Linked DNA regions of Homo sapiens: region 1 is linked to region 2. Evidence: chromatin loops called from intact Hi-C (ENCODE). Cell type or tissue: Caco-2. All regions are shown on one strand. Links, peaks and the distances in the headings refer to the core of each region. The heading gives the core; the rest is flanking DNA.

Region 1 (9,957 bases), core at 3,100-8,099, 180 kb after region 2:
TTACACCTGAAATCCCAGCACTTTGGGAGGCCAAGGCAGGTGGATCATGAGGTCAAGAGATTGAGACCATCCTGCCCAATATGGTGAAACCACATCTCTACAAAAAATACAAAAATTAGCTGGGCATGGTGGTGTGCGCCTGTAGTCCCAGCTACTCTGAAGGCTGAGGCAGGAGAATCGCTTGAACCAGGGAGGCAGAGGTTGGAGTGAGCCGAGATCATGCCACTGCACTCCAGCCTGGCGACAGAGCAAGAGTCCGTCTCAAAAAAAAAAAAAAAAAAAGAATGAAAAAGAAAAAGAAAGAAAGAAATAGAGTCTCACTCTGTCGCCCAGGCTGGCTAATTTTTTTTTTTTTTTTTTTTTTAGAGACAGGATCTCCCTATGTTGCCCAGGATGGTCTCGAACTCCTGAGCTCAAGCGATCTGCCCTCCTCAGCCTTCCAAAGTGCTGGGATTACAGGCATGAGCCACTGTGCCCCGCCCAGAGTATTGTTTTCAAAGACAAATCAGATTATGTTATCAAAATTCTCCAATGGCTTCCCAATGCAGCCTCAGGATTAAACTCAGGCCCTACTAACACCATCTGGTCCTTGGCTATCTTTGCAATTTCATCTCTTTCGTTCCCTTATTCCTCCTCTTCAGACACAGAAGCCTTTTGTTCCTCCTTCATTCTCTCCCCAAGTTCTTTGCCCTTGCCGTGCCCTCTGTGTGTCCCCTGGATATGTTTGTCTCGCCCCCCATTTCATTCAGGTTTCTGGTCAAATGATGTCTCTAACCACCCTCTGTAAAAAAGCACCCCCCCCCCCCCCACACACACACACACACTTTTCTACTTTCTGACTCATCACCCTGCACTACTTTTCTTTTGGGAAAACTCCTGCACAATTACTATTTTTCTTGAAAGTACTTATTAATACTTGAAACTATAAGCATATTTGTTTTTTTAATAGTCTTTCTTCATCACAGAGGCAAGAATCCACAAAAGCAGAGATTTCCTTTGTTTGTAAATAAAGTACCTGGCACATATTAGTTGCTCAATAAATATCAACCGACAGATTAAGTTATGAGTGTGCGCAAAGTTCAAGGAAGTTTGAAACTGACCTGGAGGTCAGGGAAAGTATGGTTAAACTACATGAAAGAGATGGCTGCTGGCTGTTTTTCAAACACACGTGTGGACAGACCAAACCCTACCTCCCAAGTAGGCTTTTATTGACTCAGCCTCTTTGGGAGTCAGAAAGTAATGTATTTTAATGTTGGACATACTTAAACTAAAAAGTCATTCATTGTTTAGCTGAAATTCTAATTTAACTATGCATCCTGTATTTCATCTTATTTGAGAGCCCTGAGCCCTTATACCCTCTGGCTGAGTAAACCCCACGCTTCATCAGAAAACAGCTTACCTCAAGAAATTTGTATGAACACCCACTCTCTATCCTCTTCTTATCTTTCACCTGATTTTCAATTTTGTGTCTTACAACTTAGTTTTTCAATTCTTAATTTTGTTTCTTCTCACTATTCTTTAAGATTACTGTGGTAGATGGTTGTACAAATACACCCAATAAACCTTTCCTCCCTGGGCCCCACTCTTGCAGTACCCTCTCCCTACACTGCCTTTAGTTTGGGCCCTGTGACTTGCTTTGGCCAATGTGAGGCAAGCAGAAGTTGGATAAGAACATGGCACTGGGGCAAGACCTCGGGGAACTGCTTTCCCATCACGTCTAGCCTCCTTGGGAATGAAAGACTTTATGAAGAGAGAGGCTTAGCATCTTGGCTGAATGGTGGGCATAAATGAGCCTAGGCAAAGCCAGCCGGAGCGGGGGGTGGGGAGGTGGGGGGTAGGGGGGTGGGGAGGTGGGGGGTAGGGGAGTGGGGGGTGCGGGGTTGCGGGGAGTCGGGGGAAGTTTCGTTCTTGTTGCCCAGGCTGGAGTGCAATGGCAGTCTCGGCTCACTGCAACCTCCACCTTCCAGGATGAAGCGATTCTCCTGCCTCAGCCTCCCGAGTAGCTGGGATTACAGGTATGCATCACCACGCCTGGCTATTTTTGTATTTTTAGTAGAGATGGGGTTGAAACCCCCCATGTTGGCCAGGCTAGTCTTGAACTCCTGACCTCAGGTGATCCACCCGCCTTGGCCTCCCAAAGTGCTGGGATTACAGGCGTGAAGCCACCACGTCTGGCCTTCGTTTTGCTTTCTATATTTTTAACCATTTATTTATTTGAGATGGAATTTTGCTCTTGTTGCCCAGGCTGGAGTGCAATGGCACGATCTCGGCTCACTGCAACCTCCGCCTCCTGGATTCAAGCGATTCTCCTACCTCAGCCTTCCAAGTAGCTGGGATTACAAGCGTGTGCCACCACGCCTGGCTAATTTTTTTTTTTTTTTTAATTTTTAGTTGAGATGGGTTTACACCATGCTGGCTAGGCTGGTCTCGAACTCTTGACTTCACGTGATCCACCCGCCTCGGCCTCCCAAAATGGTGGGATTACAGGTGTGAGCCACTGCACCTGGCCATTTTCAACCTTTTATAAAACTATCTAGCCAGGGCAACATAATAACAAAACAATAAAAAACAGCCAGGCCAGCTGGTGTGTGCCTGTAGTCCTAGCTACTGTAATCCTTGCTCCTGTACTCCTCCTGGGAGTTCGAGGCTACAGTGAGCCAGGATCATGCTGCTACTCTCTAGCGCGGGCAACAGAGCCAGATCCCGTCTCAAAAAATACATACATGTATTGTTTCTAAATTGGGCTTTTCCTCCCCCACTTCTCTTTCTTTAGAGGGCAATTCTATTTTTCACTGGGGAACTAAGCTGGGATTTCTCATGAGGCCTAGAGACTGGAGTTAAAATAACTACTTTATTAGAGGTCTCAGCTTCTCTCCATTTTATTATTTTTTTTAATTTTTTATTCTTTTTTTAAAAAAATAGAATGCTCCCGTCGGGCTCAGTGGCTCACGCCTGTCATACCAGCACTTTGGGAGACTGAGATGAGTGGATCGCCTGAGGTCAGGAGTTCGAGACCAGCCTGGCCAACACAGTGAGACCCCCGTCTCTACTAAAAATACAAAAATTAGCCGGGCATGGTGGCGGGCGCCTGTAATCCCAGCTCCTAGGGAGGCTGAGGCAGGAGAATCGCTTAAACCCGGGAGGAGGAGGTTGCAGTGAGCCGAGATCGCGCCATTGCACTCCAGCCTGGACAACGAGAGCGAGACTTCGTCTCAAAAAGGAATGCTTCACAAATTTGCCTGTCATCCTTGTGCAAAGGCCATGCTAATCTTCTCTGCATTGCTCCAATTTTAGTGTAAGTGCTTGCCGAAGGGAGCACAGCTCTGTCCATTTTATTTCATGTTTCTTGGGCTCACTGCCCCATTATAGTGTAAGCCCTTCGATGGTGGAGCTTATTCTGTCTGTTTGTTTACTGTTGGATCACCAGCACCTAGAATGCTGCCTGGCACATAGTAGGTACCCAATAAATATTTCCTATATGTTGGATGAATTGCCTCTCTCCTCATCTCCAAAGTTGGTATCCACCACTACCCTGTGAAAAGAGCAGAGGTGACTGAATTTTAGAGGCCTTGCAGAGGACTTATTAAACACTTACTGTGGGACTCTATCCTCATAACTTTTTAATTTACTTATTTGTATTTTTAAAATCAACAAATAAAGATATATATATTTATGATGTACAAAATGATGTTTTGTTCTATGTGTACATTGTGGGAAGGCTAAATCAAGCTAATTAACATATCCATTACATCACATACTTATCTTTTTCTTTTTGTGGCAAGAACATTTAAAATCCACTCTCTTAGCAATTTTCAAGTATTCAATAACGTTGTTATTAACTATAGTCACCATGTTGGACATAGCAAAACTTCTGAATCGGTAGGCCTGAGAAGAACAGAATTTGCCTCTAATTGATTCCCTGGAGATGGGGATTTAATGCTTAATTTAAGGGATTAAACATTGTATTCTATCAATTGAACTCACGATGAAAGTATTATAGGTGTCTAAGAAAGCTGTTTCTAATGTCCACAGAAGCAAAATGACTTATCTAAGATTCTCCAGGTAGTGACCAGTTCTAGTTCTGTCTGAAATTCGTACTCAGGTCCCCTGACTTCCAGTCAGTGATATTCCGACCATGGCATCCTGACTGCTAACCCTTGCTAACAAAATTTGAAGTAGGTCACCTCTGACCTTTGTTTATGTTTAGAAAAGTTGTTGTGCTCAAGGCCTTCTATCAAGTACCCGCTGCGCCAGGTTTAGTAAAATACATAAGCTACTCCCCATTTTTGTTGTTGCTGTTTTTGCTTTTGCTTTTTAAAGTTTTTATTACAGTATAACATCCACACCGAAAAGTGCGCAAATCCTCCATAAACTCCGACAGAGAGGCAAGACAAGCCAGGCTTCCCACGCTCCTGTCCCCTCCACCGGCCCTGCCAAGGGTAACCACGTGCTGGGAGATTTGCAGCACAACGCAAAGGAGAAGGATTAGCGAGCACCTTGTTCCAGCAAAAACTGGAGCAAGCCTAAAACTTCCTGGGAATTAAGTGTAAATTTAAGCCAGGTATTCTAGTAATGTTGAGTTCAACAGGATTGCCATTATTTTAACTAGAATTCAGTTGAGAGCAGAGCGCCATCGCCGTCTTCCGCCTTAGTCACTCGGCCCTGGGCTGGCTCACGCCCGCCCCGCCCCCTCCCCGCCCCTCCCACGCCCGCCCCGCCCCTCCCACGCCCCCGCCCCCGTCCCGCTCCCCCTACCCCGACCCGCCCTCCCTCGCCCGCCGCCCCACCCGCCGCAGCCCTCCCCGCGCAGCCTGGGAGTGACTCGGCGTTCACTCGGGAGACGCCGCTCTGTGGCCCGGACAACCGGTCCTATGCAGCGCCGTCCGAGGCAGTTCGCGGAGAGGCGGCTTACCTTTTAACCCAGGAATGCCCATATCTTGAGAAAAAGAACAACAAGGGGGTGGGCGGGGGTGGGGACATGGGGTAGGGGGGCGGCTGGTGGATGGGGAACTAATAGCGTTTAGACAAGAGACAGAAGTGAGTCCTGAGCACAATGTAGCATAAGCGCGTCAGGATGGCCGAGCGGTCTAAGGCGCTGCGTTCAGGTCGCAGTCTCCCCTGGAGGCGTGGGTTCGAATCCCACTCCTGACAGTTCGTACTTTTAGTATTTAGACACAAATCGAGTTTAAGTTTACGCTACGTTTTCCTACCTGCTCTTTGTGACATGGTCTTCTCTCTTTTTAAAAAATAAATTTTCCGAGTTCCGGAATAAAAGCACTCTTTGTTTTTATTAGCCACTCCAAGGACAGCAAAAAGTACTCTGTACTCCGAAAATAATTTCAGAACCTACCGGTGTTTTGAAATCTCACCTCCTTTTTCCGTTTCTCCTCTGTCTCTAGTTGTCTTTCCCTCTCCCTCCTTCACAGGCAGAGTTGAATAAATGTTACTCTTCAGTTCATGGCTCATTACATTACTGCAGGGCTCCTCTTTATTTAGTTATAGTTATCTTTTTAATTCCATTTCTTCAGTCTCATTCCCCACCTCATCCTTACTCCCCGTAAGAAATCACTGCAAGAGTTCCGGTCTGGCAGAGAGCGCGGAGAGACGCAGAGCGCGGGCCGCTCCTCCAGGGCGCTCCAGGCCCTCCGGCCCCGGGTCGGCGGGTGAGCTAGGGGGCGCCCCGGGACAGGCCGCGCCCTCTGCCCTGCAGATACCGGAGGCCTCTGCTGTGGCTGCCCACTGGCTGGGCCCAGGCCTTGAAGCGGTGGCGAACGTCTCTTCCCTACCCTACCTCGGTGACTGATGGCGGCGGCGGCCTCTCCCAGTCCGGACCCTGCCGGCCGTCGGGTCTCCCGGCCCAAGCCTGCCGGGCCTGGACGAAACCCCCGCCGAGCAGCCTGGACGCAGCGCCTTTGGGTGGCGGCGGGAGTAGCGTGCCGGGAAGCATGGCGGCCGCTCGAACGCCGCGCGGCGGAGGGCGTTAGGGCATGGAGGGCCCGGGAAGGCGGCCTAGGGACGCAGGCAGGCTCGGCCGCCTCTTCAGGCCACGGAGCCGCCAGATCTGGGTCCCGGGTGACCACTCTGTCGCCATTGGGCGAGACCTACCTAGTCCTAACGACAACGGACAAAGGCCTTAACGGGCCTGGGAGGTGAGCGAAGTCCCGAACGACGACGGGTGGAACGGTTAGCGGCGATCGGGCGGTTGGTCTCCGTACTACCAGACCTTGCTGTCGGAAGAGACAAATGGTAGAATGACAGGCCACGTTTGGCCCGTTGGAAATGCCCTCCATCCTCTGGGAAGATTCACAGGCCGTTTACGGAAGGCCTGTGTATATAATATGAAAAAGCTGCTCTCAACTCCACCCCAACCTTTTAATAGAAAACATTTGTCACATCTAGCCCTTCTAGATGGAAAGAGGTTGCCGACGTATGATAGAGTTAGAAAGTCACACATCTTGTAAATTCTCATTTGTTTAAAAGAAATCATAGAAAATACATGTCTTCCGGAGTTGACTTTTGGAAACTGAGTTGTTAGACGGCCTCTAGAAGCGATACGTTCACGTTTGTTCAGTGGGTTAGATGACATGGAGCTCGAAGACCTGAGAAGGAAAAAAAGAAGGTTCTATGCTAGACTGGTCATATTTAGAAGACATTTTCATATTCTATCCATTGTTTTGTGTGCATTCGCTTCCTCACTACTATGTATGTAGTTGACAATGCTAAGCTTTTTTGAAATGTCTATTCTTTTTAGATATTCTGAAGTGTCTGATATATGTTAAAATTAGAGGTAGTAAAACCACATTTTGTAAATATCTTTTTGTTACAATTCATAGAAATGTTGTTTTTTGGGGGGAATGGCCAAATCACCTGTTGAGTAATACTCATTGTGTTTGTGCAGTAGTTCAGGGGAGGAGAGAGGAGGGGGAGGTGCAGAGAGCTCTATGCCATCCTGCTTACAGCGAGGCAAGATGAATCACTATGTCTGTGCATTTTGTTTTATCTATGTATATAATGTACATAAAGGACAAACGAGTCCTAATTTACAACATCTAGTCTTTCTGGATGTTAAAGAGGTTGCCAGTGTATAACAAAACTAGAGTTAGTAAACTAATATATTTTGTACATTTTGTTTTACAAGTCCTAGGAAAGACTGTCTTCTGAAAATTTGAGCATTCTTGCCCACTGGGTTGATGGAGATGGGAAGGGTTCTAGGCCAGAATGTTCACATTTGGAAGACTCTTTCAAATTATAACTGTTGTTACATGTTTGCAGTTTATTCGAGACTGCTGTGTACATACATAGTGGACAAATTAACTCCTTACTTGAAACATTTAGACTATCTAGATGTTTAGAAGTGCCCGATGTATATTAAATGTAGAGGTAGTAAAATACCAATTTGTAAATATCTTTTTGCTAAAATTCATAGGAAATACTTTTGGAAGTTGAATTGTGAAGCCACCTTTGTGAGCAGTATATTACTGTCTATACTTGCTCAATGGTTTAGAGGAGGTGGGAGGGAAGAAATTGCAAAAGATAATATGCTAGTGTGTTCATACTTGGACATTTTCAGACACCATTTTTCTGTATGTTTTGTGCATTTTGTTTTGCTCTGTATATAGTGTATATAATGGACAAATAGTCTTAATTTTTTAACATCTAGAGGTTGCCAGTGTATGACAAAGTAGTAAAATTAGCATATTTTGTATGCTTTGTGTTGAAATTCATAGGAAAACTTGTCTTCTGTAATTGACTTTTGCATAGGAATTTGTTCAGCCATCTCTAAGCATTACACATGCGTGTACTTGTCCACTGAATTGAAGGCAGAGAAGGAAGAGAAGAGGGAATGATTCAAGGCCAAAATGGTCACATTTAGAAGATACCTTAGATGATAACCATTGTTATGTGTGTGCAGTTTTATTTAACAGTGCCGTGTACATGGTGGACAGGCTATGAAATATCTAGTCTTTAGATATTTGGAAGTGCTTGATGTATTTTAAAGTAGTAGTAGTAGAATAACACTTTTTGTAAATAGCTTTTAAAAACTGATGGGAAATGCTGTTTGGAAGTGGATTTGTTGAACCACCTGGGAGGTGGGAGGGAAAAAATTGCAAAAGGTGTTTTGCCATTGTTTATTAGAAAATTTCAGCTTAATCCATTGCCTATATGTTACAAGCATTTCATTTAACTTTGCTATACTGTATATATTGTGTATATACTGGACAAATGAGTCCTGATTTTATAATATCTAGTCTGTAGCTATTAAAGAGGTTGCCAGTGTATGACAAAAGTAGTTAGTAAACTAACGCATTTTGTACACTTTGTTAAAATTCATAGAGAGGCTGTCTTCTGAAAAGGACTTTTTGGAAGTGAAATGATAACATCAGCTCGAAGTGACACATGTGCTTATATCCACCAGGTTGGTGGTGGAGAGGAGTTGGAAGGAATGAAGGGTTCTAGACCAGAATGTTCCTATTTAGAAGACACTTTCAGATATAACCATTGTTACATGTGTGTAGTTTATTCAACAGTGCTATGTATATAGTGGACACACTTAAGTCCTTATTTGAAATATCTAGTCTTTCTAGATGTTTAGAAGTGCACAAAGCATGTTAAAAGTAGAGGTAGTAAGTAACACATTTTGTAGTTATTTTGATATGAAATATTGTCTTGGAAATTGATCAATTCTCTGAGAAGTACACGTTATGATATTTGTGCTGGTTCAGGGGGAAGAAGGAGCACAAAGTTCAAAGGGCTTTCTACCAGTGTCCAGTGTGTTTATGATGAGGCACATTGACCATTGTCCCTTATGTCTGCATTTTCGTTTACTGTGCTGTGTATATAAGCAGACATAGGAGTCCTAATTTATATCTAGTCGATGTTAAAGAGGTTGCCAGTGTATGGCAAAAGTAGAGTTAGTAAACTAATACATTGAGTACACTTTGTGTTAAAATTCATAAGGAACACTTCTTAAAAACAGAAGTAAAATTGTTAAACGCCCCCCGCCCCCAAGCATTACAGATGGCTTATAGCTGTCAACGGGGTTGGTAGAGGTCAGAAAGGGAAGTGTTCTAGGCCAGAATGTTCCTATTTAGAAGACACTCAAATTATAGTCTATGTTATGTATATATGCCATTTATTCAATACTACTGTGTATATAATGGAAAACTTAAGTGCAGTTTGAAACATCTAGTCTTTCTAGGTGTTTAAAAGTGCACAATGGTCAGGTGCGGTGGCTCACTCCTGTAATCCTGGCACTTTGGGAGGCTGAGGTGGGCAGATCACGAAGTCAAGGGATCGAGACTATCTTGGCCAACATGGTGAAACCCCATCTCTACAAAAAATACAAAAATTAGCTGGTCGTGGTGGCACATGCCTGTAGTCCCAGCTACTCGGGAGGCTGAGGCAGGAGAATCGCTTGAGCCCGGGAGACAGAGGTTGCAGTAAGCCGAGACCACACCACTGCACTCCAGCATGGCGACAGAGCAAGACTCCATCTCAAAAAAAAAAAAAAAAAAAAATTCCACAACATAGGTTAAAAGTAGAGGGCTAAAGTAACACCCCTCTAAGCATTTGTTTTCAGTACTTCCTAGGAGTGGTTGCATTTGGGAATGGAATTGTTAAAACTTGATGCTTAGGAGCGTATGCTGACTATTCACTGCGTGGTGGGGTGGGGAGGAGGAGGAGGTATGCAGGGAGAAGGGTTCTGTGCCCCTGAGTTAGATTAGTTCAGATGGTCTAACCATTGTTCTATGTATGCATTTTATTGTGTTAATATTGTGTATTAAAGGATAAACAAGTCTTAATGCTCAAAGTATGTTAAAAATAGATGTAGTGAATCAGTCCCTTTGTGAATGTCCTATTGTTAGTTTTTAGGAAGGCCTGTCTTCTGGGAGTGACCTTTATTAGTCCACTTCTTGGAGCTAGACGTCCTATACTTAGTCACTGGGGATGGTGAAA
Region 2 (10,626 bases), core at 3,406-8,405:
CCAAGGTCTAGTCTATAGTTTTCTCAACAGTAATGACACTTAGAAGAAACTAATTGTCTTAGTCTGTTTGTGTTGCTATAAAGGAATAACTGAGGCTGGGTAATCTTAAAGAAAAGAGGTGTATTTGGCTCATGGTTCTGCAGAATGTACAAGAAGTATGGCACCAGCATCTGCTTCTGATGAGGGCCTCAGGAAGCTTCCACTCATGGTGGAAGGTGAAGGGAAGCCAGGATGTGGAGGTCGCATGGTGAGAGAGAGAAAGTGAAAGAGGAGGAGATGCCAGGCTCTTTTTAACAACCAGTTCTGTGAGAACAAAGAGTCAGAACTCACTCCCTCCAGTGAGAATAGCACCAAACTATTCATGAAGCATCTGCCCCCGTGACCCAAACACCTCCCCCAAGGCCCTGCATCCAACATCGGGATCAAATCTCAGCATGAGATTTGGTGGGGTCTAACAAACCATATCCAAACCATAGCACTGACATTTATTAAGCATTTATGTGCCAATAATATTTCTCTGAATTTTTATATGCTGACATATAATATATTCCATCTTTACAATAAGTCTGTGAAGTTGGTGCTGAAAACATAAAAAATTGCCCAACATCTAGAAGCTAAAAGCTAGGACAATTGAACACACACAATTTTTACACACAAAAAAATTGTTTTTGTTTATCTTGTTGCATGGTATAAACAATGATCAGACAAGGCCGTTGTGTTACCTGAGATGGAACAAGATGAAGACAAGATCACTCCGTAACTATGTATGACACAGGAAAGAAATAAGGACACTCTACATCCATAAAAAAAAGTAAACACCCCTTTTGCAGGATAGTAGAGTGACTATGATTTCTTACCAATGACATCCCCAGCCCCACTTGAATTCTTCTCCTGCCTCCTAGATAAAAATTCAAAAAAGTGACTCACACTGTTACTGAATTGCTCCACTTCCTGACCACACCCAGTCCAGAGCTGATATTTGATTCCCTTACACTCTCCTTAGAATAGTAAGCTTCTCCAAACTCCCCCTTACCTAGATGCCTTACTGTTCCACTAGTGTTCATTCTCTCTTGCTGTAGCAAGTTTAATAAACCTAGCTTTGTTTGACCACAGGTGTGTTCCTAGAGGTCTTTGGTAGCAGACTTTAACAGTGTCAGTAGTTTCATTTTACAGAAAAGAAAATTAAAGTTTAAACTGAAGAGTTAGGGAGCCTGTTGTTTGAGATAAGATTTCATATAAGAGATCACTTTACCTTCCTGCAAGGAGCAGATGATCTAGGCTGAACTTATAAGACATTGTCACAAACAGCAAAATGAACTGGCTGCCAAGATAAGGATTCACAGATGGGTAACCCAGAGATTAGCCACAACAGGAAGCTATTATCACCCCTGAGGATGGAGGGGCAGTGGGAAGAGGCCATGTTAGAGCCCAGAGTGGGAGGTAGAAGGGTGACAGTGGTCTGCAGAAAATGACCATCAGGAGCTAGAATTCCAAAGGGAGAATCTCAGACCTTGGAATGGATGCAGCTATTGCAGGCAATGCTACAGGAAGCAGAAAGAAAGAATATCCTGGCCTCAGGGTTCCTCTTGAATTCCAACCTTTTGTCATTCTCCCATTGGCTAATCCTACCCAGAAGCCAGAAGGCAAGGATGTTCAAAGCAGAAGAAGGATGGGGAATGAATCTGACAACAAAAAGTCAACCTGATTTACAAGACAACTTGATTGACACCTCCCAATTATGATCAAAGTATTAAATCTACTGAAAACGTTTTAATGAGGTCGGGAGCATGCCTGTAATCCCTGCACTTCAGGAGGCCAAAGTGGGTGGATAACTTGAGGTCAGGAGTTCAAGACCATCCTGGCCAACATGGTAAAACCCCATCTCTACTAAAAATACAAAAATTAGCCAGACATGGTGGCACGTACCTATAGTCCCAGCTACTTTGGAGGCTGAGGCACAAGAATCACTTGAACCCAGGAGGTGGAGGCTGCAGTGAGCCAAGATCATGCCATTGCTCTGCAGCCTGTGCAACAGAGGGAGACTCAGTCTCAAAAATAATAATAATAATAATAATAAATTCATAGTAATAAAAATGTTTTAATGAATGTATAAATGAGTCTTCTCATTGGAGTTTGCTCTTTGAACTAATTGCTTCTAATATGCAGTTTCTAATCATAAGAACTCCAATATAACATAGGGTTATATTTAATATGTATTTATAGAAGTGCCTAAGTTTTATAGCATAAAAATCACAGGGAACAACAAATTACAAATATTCAATTTTAAAAAGTTTTCTTTTCTTTTCTTTTTTTAGACTGAGTCTTGCTTTGTTGCCCAGGCTGGAGTGCAGTGGCACAATCTCTGCTCACTGCAGCCTCCGCCTCCTGGGTTCAAGCAATTCTCCTGCCTCAGCCTACTGAGTAGCTGGGATTACAGGCGCACACCACCTCGCCCAGATAATTTTTGTATTTTTAGTAAAGATGGGGTTTCACCATGTTGGCCAGGCTGGTCTTAAACTCCTGACCTAGTGATCCACCCACCTCAGCCTCCCAAAGTGCTGGGATTACAGGTGTGAGCCACCATGCCCAACCAAAATGTTTTCTTTTCTAAGACATAATTATCAAGTATATAAAACATTCCATATCCCAGATACAAAAACAGTAGTAATTCACTTATGAAAGAGTGGCATTTTGATAGTAGGACAGTTTGATGGTTTGATAATAGGATTTTTGTTGGTTTGTATTCAATATAAAGCACTTTAACAAAAAAGCCAGGCCATGATAAGTTAAAGGTCAATTCTTTCACTAGATTTCCTTGCTTTGAGCAAAAAACGTTTAAAAACTTTTTTTTGTAGATTTGAAAAACCAGGCCACAGGAAACATCTCAAATGTCCAACAGTCCTTAGGGTAGATCAAGGGTCAGGAAACATGCCTGCAGGCCAAATGTGGCCTGCTACCTGTTTTTGTATTGCCTACAGCTGTTTTTACATTTTTAGATTGCTGAATATAAATTAAAAGCAGAATAATCATCTGTGCCACATCAACATTATATGAAATTCCAATTTCATTGTCCATAAATAAGGTTTTATCGGGACACAGCCATGTCCATTCATCTATGGCTGCACTACAAGAGCAGTTATGAAAGACACAGGAGGACCTGCAAAGCCAAAAATGTAGCAGAAAATATACAGAAAAAAAGAGTTCAGGCCCCTGCACCACAGAAAGGTGTTTTCTTGCAGACAGAGGCAGCTGTTCCCCTCAGCATCAGACGCATCTCCAGAATTTCTTTCTTATGGGGTTAGCACAGGTATCGGTAAGCAGAAAGATTCAGAAACTTCCAACACATACTGTTGCCCAAGGCCACAGCCTGTGGGAGACTTGAACTTGGGGTGGCCCCTAGTTCCAGCTGACTCCTCTGCTTGTCAGCTTCACTCCCTCTGCTCAGGTTCCCAGCTGTGACTGGAGGCCCAGCTGGAGCTCTGTGCTTGGGCTCCACAGTCCCCATTGTATCCTTATAATAGTATGATACATTCCTTTTTTGTTTTCCTTAATTAAGTTTGAGTTGCATTGTTAGAAACCAAGTGTTAGGATATGAAAGCTCAACTCTTGTGTATGTGTATGTGTATGTTACTTTAGAAAAAACATTCTTTCCATTTTGCAGGGAGGGTAGGCCACCATGTTCTTAATCAGCAGGAAAGTAAACAGGCTCTTTTGTGGTTCTAGATGAGTGATCCATCCATCCATTCATTTATTCATTCAACAAATATTTATTGTTGGCCTAATGTGTGTGAAGCACTTTTCTAGACCCAGGGGATACTACAGTTAACAAACCAATTAAAACAAATTCCTCTGTTCGATGTTACTCTGCCTGGATATGATCCTAGGGACAATCGTAGCCATCTTGTGAGCATGAAGGGAGCTAAGCTGATGCATTGCATTAACCTTGCAAAATGTAAAGATGGAAAAAACCTGGGTCCTTAATGAGGATATATTGGAATTGTCCTCTGTGTTGGTCAGGATTAAAATGCAAACACTCAAACACACTTTAGATTGTTTAAACAGGAAAACATTTTTTACAAGAAATGTTGTAACATTTCTATGTTGAGCATTCAGATTGACTTCCAGTGCCACACTGCAGAATTGAACCACCGAGGGATCTGCTGACTCTTCTAAAATCACTACAGTGTCACTACCACAGCACTACAGCATCACTGCCACAACCAAGAAAACCACCACCATCAGAAAGCTCCTGCCTGCTGCCAGCTCCAGAACCATGCAGCACCTGCATCAACACCAGTAAAACAGATGACTTATGGCCTGCCTCTCAAGTCTTAAAAATCCATTATGGGTCACTGGAGACTCTGCTAACAACACTATACAGGAGAACCAAACAACAGTTAAAACTGCAGAAATGTAGCCTCATTTCTAGCCTCCAAATTCCATGTGACTACATCTAATTTGCTAGATATAGTTTGTTTAAGCTACATTTTTTTTTCCAAATCATGACTGCCTGAGAACCTGAGAGATGTAGTGTTTTGTTTTCCTGCCTCTACAGTACAGAAAAGATCACTAGGAGGAGAGAGAATGACTGTGGCATGCCACCTTACTAGAGCCTCTCCATGTCCTACCTGAGAACTTCTTGTTAATTGAGAAAACTCTTCTTTATTGTTTAAGCCAATAAATCAATCTGACACTCCAGGGTGTGGAATCAGTTCATGCCAGAATTTAGGCCTTCTAAGCCCAACCCTGTTCTCCCACACCTACCACCCCTCACTAACTTTGGTTTTCACACCTCTCCCTTCTCTCATGTGTGGTAGTCACAATATTCAACTAAAGAGCTCAGAGATGAGACTTTCCAGAGAAGAGGGTATCACAGCCAAGTTAAATCTATAGAGGTCTTTCTTAACAGATAACTGAAACAGAATTTCTGAGATCTGGTGAACTCAGCAAGAAACATAGGACTGACTTAGTTTCTTTCTCCATGGGTGAAGATAGGAAGACAAGTTTCTCAGAGAGTGAAGAGGGATGCTTTAAGAAAGAAACTAAGACCTTCTCCGTCTGCTGAACTATCCTTGACAATACCCTTATTTTGGGTTCCTTCTTAGTTACTCTTCCAAAGAAAATGACTTCCCCATTTCCATCCCCAAGTAACTAAAATGTCTACATTTCCTATAGAAACAATGGCATATTTCAGCAACTACCATATGCTGATCACTGTTTAGGAATGCAAAAAATATATCATTCTTGTAGAAGATGTTTATTTTCAGTCTTTAAATGAAATCTCTCTTAATAGCAGGCTCAATTCAAAATCATCTTCTAGTTTTTAAAAATTCGTAGATACGTGGACTTTTGGAACATGTTTTCTAAAAGGACCCCAACCACCTTTTTATGGATTCAGTTTTGTGTCCCCCAAAATTCATATGTTGAAATCCTAATCCTAGTACCTCAGAATGTAACCTTATTTGGATATAGCTTTGGGAGGACCTGAGGCAGAGCTGTAGGGTGTAGGGGAAGCTGTGGATGCTTCCTGGTTCCTCTGGGTGTGAATGTGGCTGACGGGTTCAGAGGCTGAGGATACCTCGCCAGGATGCTGAGGAAAGAAGCCAGGATTTTAGTGGTTCTGCACTCAGAAACCAGGGCACAAGAACGCAGAGGCAGATGCCCTAGTGGACAGACGACCAGGGAGGGCCAGCGGTTCTTCTCCATGCGTGGACACAGGAGCGGTCTTCTCTTCATGTCCAAACTGAGATACCATCTGAGGAAAAGGAGAGGCCCAAAATTAATTAATAAAGCCCTGAATTGACTAGGACGAAGACCATTATTGACTCAGGAGTAGCCTGGTTTGACTAAGATGAAGGATATGCCATTAAGCGGGAAGGGGCAGAGGATGGAAATAAAGCTCAGTTTGCATTCATATAAACGTACAGGCGCGCACCATCATGCCCGGCTAATTTTTGTGTTTTTATTGGTCAGGCTGATCTCGAACTCCTGAGCTCGCGATCAGCCCGCCTCGGCCTCCCAAAGTGTTGGGATTACAGGCGTGAGCCACCACGCCTGGCAACGCCTCTAGGAGCAAAACGTGCATTTCAGCTTTTGAGGTTCCCTGCTGTGCACAGCCCTCAGCTTGCCATCTATAGGCCGCTCCATTGACAGGGGTTGAGAGGGTGAGACTTTCTCAGGCCCACGGCACAGGCAGTGATGCATATCCGCCATGAGGGGGCGGCGAAGCCTAGAGAAAGAGAGAGACACCTGAGACGAGTTCGAAGAGGCGGGAGGAGGGAAAAAGCTGGGGCGGGAGGAAAGGGGACGGGCAGGGAGGGATGGAGAGGAAGAGAGAGAAGGAGGGATGGAGAGGAAGAGAGAGAAGGAGGGAGGGAGAGGAAGAGATGATAGAGTGAGGGAACGAGGAGGAGACGAGGAGGACTTGTGGGAGGAAAGAGAGAGCAGAGAAAAGGTGAGGAGTGGGAGGAGGGAGAGGAGAGAGGGAGGAACGGGAAGGAGGAGAAGAGTGGAGTACGAGGGAAAGAAGGAGGAATGAGAGGTGAAAGGAGCAGGGGAGGAGGGAAAGCAAGTTACTGAAGGGGAAAAACAGTTCTCTGGACAGCAGTTAGCGACAGTTGTAGAGTACTTTACATTTTACAGTGTGTCACAGATACTGGCTCATGTTTCCCTCACAGTAACAACCCAATTAAGCGGTAAGCAGTAATTGCTGTCCACGTATTATTTTCAACCTGAAATGTTATTTTTAACAAAACATACTTTATATATGACAAAATAAAGAGAAACATTGGGGCAAGTGTACAGACTAATGAACATTTACTACGTTTTAGTTTAGTGGTTTTTTGTTTTGTTTTGGTTTGGTTTTGACACAGAGTTTCACTCCTGTCACCCAGGCTGAAGTGCAATGGTGCTGTCTTGGCTCACTGTAACCTCTGCCTCCCCAGTTCAAGCGATTCTCGTGCCTCAGCCTCCTAAGTAGCTGGGATTGCAAGCATGCGTCACCATGCCTGGCTAATTTTTTATATTTTTAGTAAAGACAGGGTTTCACCATGTTGGCCAAGTTGGTCTTGAACTCCTGGCCTCAAGTGATCCAGCCACCTCGGTCCCTCAAAGTGCTGGGATTACAGGCATGAGCCACCAAGCCCGGCCTTGTTTTTTGAGACAGAGTCTCAAAAACCAAGGCTCTGTTGCCCAGGCTGGAATGCGGTGACACAATCACAGCTCACTGCAGCTCCAACCTCCCGGGCTCAAGTGGTTCCTCCCACCTCAGCCTCTATAGTAGCTGGGACTACAGGCATGAGCCACCATGTGTGAGCTACATTTCATGGTCTCTTTAAATCCATTTCTATGTTAATTCTCAGATCTCTGAATAGCATGTCACCAAAAAGCATGCTGTCTGAGCATGTCAGAGCTCAGACACAGAGGCAAAGGGACAGAGCAGCACACAAAACTTAACAGAAGTGCGTTCTCAAGGAGTCGGCTTGCTAATGGTACAGAGAGAAAATAAGTAACACGTAATGTCAGATGATGACTTAAATGTTATGGAGAAAAATTAAGCATAGGCATGGAAGTAGGATAAAGAGGGGCAGGGGACAGGGAAGTGGTTAGGGAGGGTTTTAAGCAGCCTTCTCATCTGTCAAATGGGGACAATAGCCCCTACCTGCAGGCAACACACCCTCTTTCCACCAATCATCCTTGGACTCCTCTCAGGGAGTCAGCCGGGACAGTACCCAGGGTAAGTCATCTTACCTCTCCCCTCCAGCAGGTCTCCAATAGGGAAGGAGGGATGGTTACTGTACATGTGCCCTTCACAATTTCAGATCCTTATAACTGGAAGGCTCATTCTAAATGACTAGAAAGAGATCCTGAGGGGGTCTTATTTCCAGCCCCTCCAAACAAATTTCAGATCAGAATACCATGCTAGTCTTCAACTTCTTAGCAGAAAGGGAAGTTATAAGGTCTCCCAGGGAAAAGCACAGATTTATCAGCAGCAGGTTACCTATTTGGGGTCCCTCCTAGAAGGAGAACAACGTTTGTTCCAAGACAGATGGGAGGTAATATGCCAACTATAAGCACCAGGGACCCAGAAGCAACTCTGAGAGTTCCTGGGAATGGCCTGGTTCTGCCACCTCTGGATTCCTAATTTTGGCCTCATTGCCCACCCCTCATATAAACAATCAAAAGGAAAGGACATGGGCCCTTTTAAATGGATGGTAGAATGCAACCAAGCAGTCCAAGTGGTTAAGACCCAGCTTATGAGAGCCCCAGCATCAGCCCTATCAGCTGTAAGCAAACCCTTCCATCCTTATATCCATGAGAAGAGAAGGAATATCCCTAGGGGTATTAAACACTAGCCTCTCTGCCTCGAGTCTACTTTTCTAAGCAACTGGACCTGGTTGCTAAAGGCAAGCCATCTTGCCTCTGGTCAGTGGCAGCTACAGCCCTCCTCCTGAAGGAGACAGAGAAGCTAACCTTTGGACAGCCCTTAACCATCTGGACTCCTCACCATACCCAAACTCTCATAAAAGAAAGGGAGGCAGAATGGCAATCCCCGGGCAGGACCCTCTAGTTACAGGTAATGCTTATTGATAACTCCCATATAATTTTAAAGGTGTGTAATAATTAGAACCCTACCACCCTCTTTCCATCTAAGGATGGGCATTTATTCCACAACTGTCTAGAAGTGATGGAAGAAGTATACTCCAGTAGACTAGCCCATTGAAGATGCAGAAGCCAGCCGGGCGCGGTGGCTCATACCTGTAATCCCAGCACTTTGGGAGGCTGAGGCAGGCGGATCACAAGGTCAGGAGTTCAAGACCAGCCTGGACAATATGGTGAAACCCGATCTCTACTAAAAATACAAAAAAATTCGCTGGGTGTGGTGGTGGGCACCTGTAGTCCCAGCCACTTGGGAGGCTGAGGCAGGAGAATTGCTTGAACCCGAGAGGTGGAGGTTGCAGTGAGCCAAGATCATGCCACTGCGCTCCAGCCTGGGTGACAGAGCGAGACTCCGTCTAAAAAAAAAAAAAAAAAGAAAAGAAAAAAGAAAATGCAGAAGCCGAATGGTTGACTGAAGAGAGTAGCTGTATGCAAGGAGGACAAAGGAGGACAAGTTATGCTATCTCCTATCTCACTAAAGTTATAGAGGCCCATGCCCTCGCTATGGGATGCTCTTCACAAAGCAGAACTTATTGCACTAACCCGGCTGCTGGAGTTGGGGGAAGGAAAAATTATCAGCGTATACACAGATTCCAAGTATGCCTACTGTATGCTACACACATGGAGCTGTTTGGAAGGAAAGGGGCATGTTAACATCTGATAACAAGCAGGTCAGAATGGTGCTGTCATTTTTAAAGCTATTGGACTTTAAATAAGAGAACCAGCCCATAAGAGAACAAGCCAGGTGGCGATTGTTCACTGCAGGGGCCACCAAAAGCAGAAGCACAAATACAATTATTAATGATTGTTTTTCAGGGCATGTCCTCAAATGTTGACCCCAGGATGCATGGGACCCTGAAATAGAACTGGGGTCCATAGGGTTACATGCCTCCCACTTCCATGCCTGGTTACAAGGGCTTACCACTGCAACATCTGTTCTTTCTCCCCTTCCTTCCTTCCTTCCTTCCTTTCTTTTCTTCCGTTTCTCCTCTCTCTCTTTTTCTTTCCTAAGATAGAGATGGAGTCTTACTATGTTGCCCAGGCTGGTCTTTAACTGCTGAGCTCAAGTGATCCTCCTGCCTCGGCCTCCCAAAGTGCTGAGATTACAGGCATGAGCCACCACCCGCAACCTGCAGTGTCTTTAAAAGGAACTGGAAACCTTCGGTCATGTGGCATAACCCTCTTTATTACTATCTCTCGTTGTTAGAAGGGAGTTTGCATCAATACATCTCATCTAGGGTCCTCAGGGAAAGTATTTAACCTTAGGGTATTCCTTTCCACTGCTTTAAATATCACAGGATCCAAGGCTGTGGAGAAAGGAGCCTATATGATCCAGACCAACTCCACTTTGGGCCCTTAGCTACCTCTAATCTAATTATTAGTAGAAGTGGTATAGGGCACTCCCTATAGCATTTTCTGGTGTCTAGGGATAGGTGACCTAAAGAAGTCCATTAAAAACATCTCAATCCTTATTCAACAACCACAGAAAGCTACAGTCAATACTCTGGATGCTCAACAGACAGCCTTGAACTCCCTACTTCAGTGCTGCAAAACCGAACGACCCTAGATGTACTCACAGCAGAGGCAGGGGCACATGTACCATGTTAAGAGAGGAATATTGCTTCTATATAAATACCTCAGGCCAAGTTGAAGAAAACTTAGAAATCTGTTATCAAAATATAGCTATACTGGACAAGACAAAGGGAGACCCCTCTTCACCCATCCTAGGCAGGATAGCTAATGATTAATTAGGGTGGTTGGGACCATGACTAAGCCCCATTGTCTCAGTAATTGTTCACAGCAGTAACCCTTTTAATTTTTGGTCCCTGACTTCTGAACTCTGTCACCAAGTTTGTTGCAAAAAGCCTAAAAGCCATAAACATTCAAATGTTGGGCTACTCAGGGGTACCAACAGCTAAGCCTATAGCCAGGAGAGAATCAAACCTATCTGAAAATGACCAGGAAGAG

The links. A loop is a pair of places that touch in the nucleus more often than their neighbours do. Peaks named below come from ENCODE experiments on the same cell type or tissue, not always from the same donor. Only the 100,000 strongest peaks of a DNase experiment are listed, where the experiment ranks them.
Region 1: it touches region 2 in a loop (13-fold over the local background); 17 of 110 quality-filtered maps call a loop at or near these places.

What each region holds. Positions count from the first base shown.
Region 1 is chr6:26,516,140-26,526,096 of GRCh38, forward strand. It overlaps TRL-CAG1-7 (tRNA-Leu (anticodon CAG) 1-7), which reads left to right and starts at 5,069; the gene lies at 5,069-5,151. It overlaps HCG11 (HLA complex group 11), which reads left to right and starts at 5,567. Exons shown (of 1, transcript NR_026790.1): 1 at 5,567-9,957. LOC107986583 (a long non-coding RNA gene) reads right to left here. Exons shown (of 4, transcript XR_001744057.3): 1 at 5,370-9,957. It also overlaps the pseudogene RNU6-502P. RefSeq lists silencers at 4,673-5,272, 5,503-6,022. In Caco-2, for the core only: a CTCF peak has its summit at 5,711; DNase peaks (open chromatin) are centred at 4,442, 4,862, 5,672 and 6,152; H3K4me3 peaks cover 3,073 bases.
Region 2 is chr6:26,335,588-26,346,213 of GRCh38, forward strand. LOC124901288 (a long non-coding RNA gene) reads left to right here. Exons shown (of 2, transcript XR_007059522.1): 2 at 4,107-4,698. Among named protein-coding and RNA genes, the nearest start is that of TRW-CCA3-2, 9.4 kb to the left of the region's middle. RefSeq lists a cis regulatory region at 691-1,369 and an enhancer at 6,923-7,062. In Caco-2, for the core only: a CTCF peak has its summit at 6,187 (motif pointing right); a DNase peak (open chromatin) is centred at 6,214; H3K4me3 peaks cover 194 bases.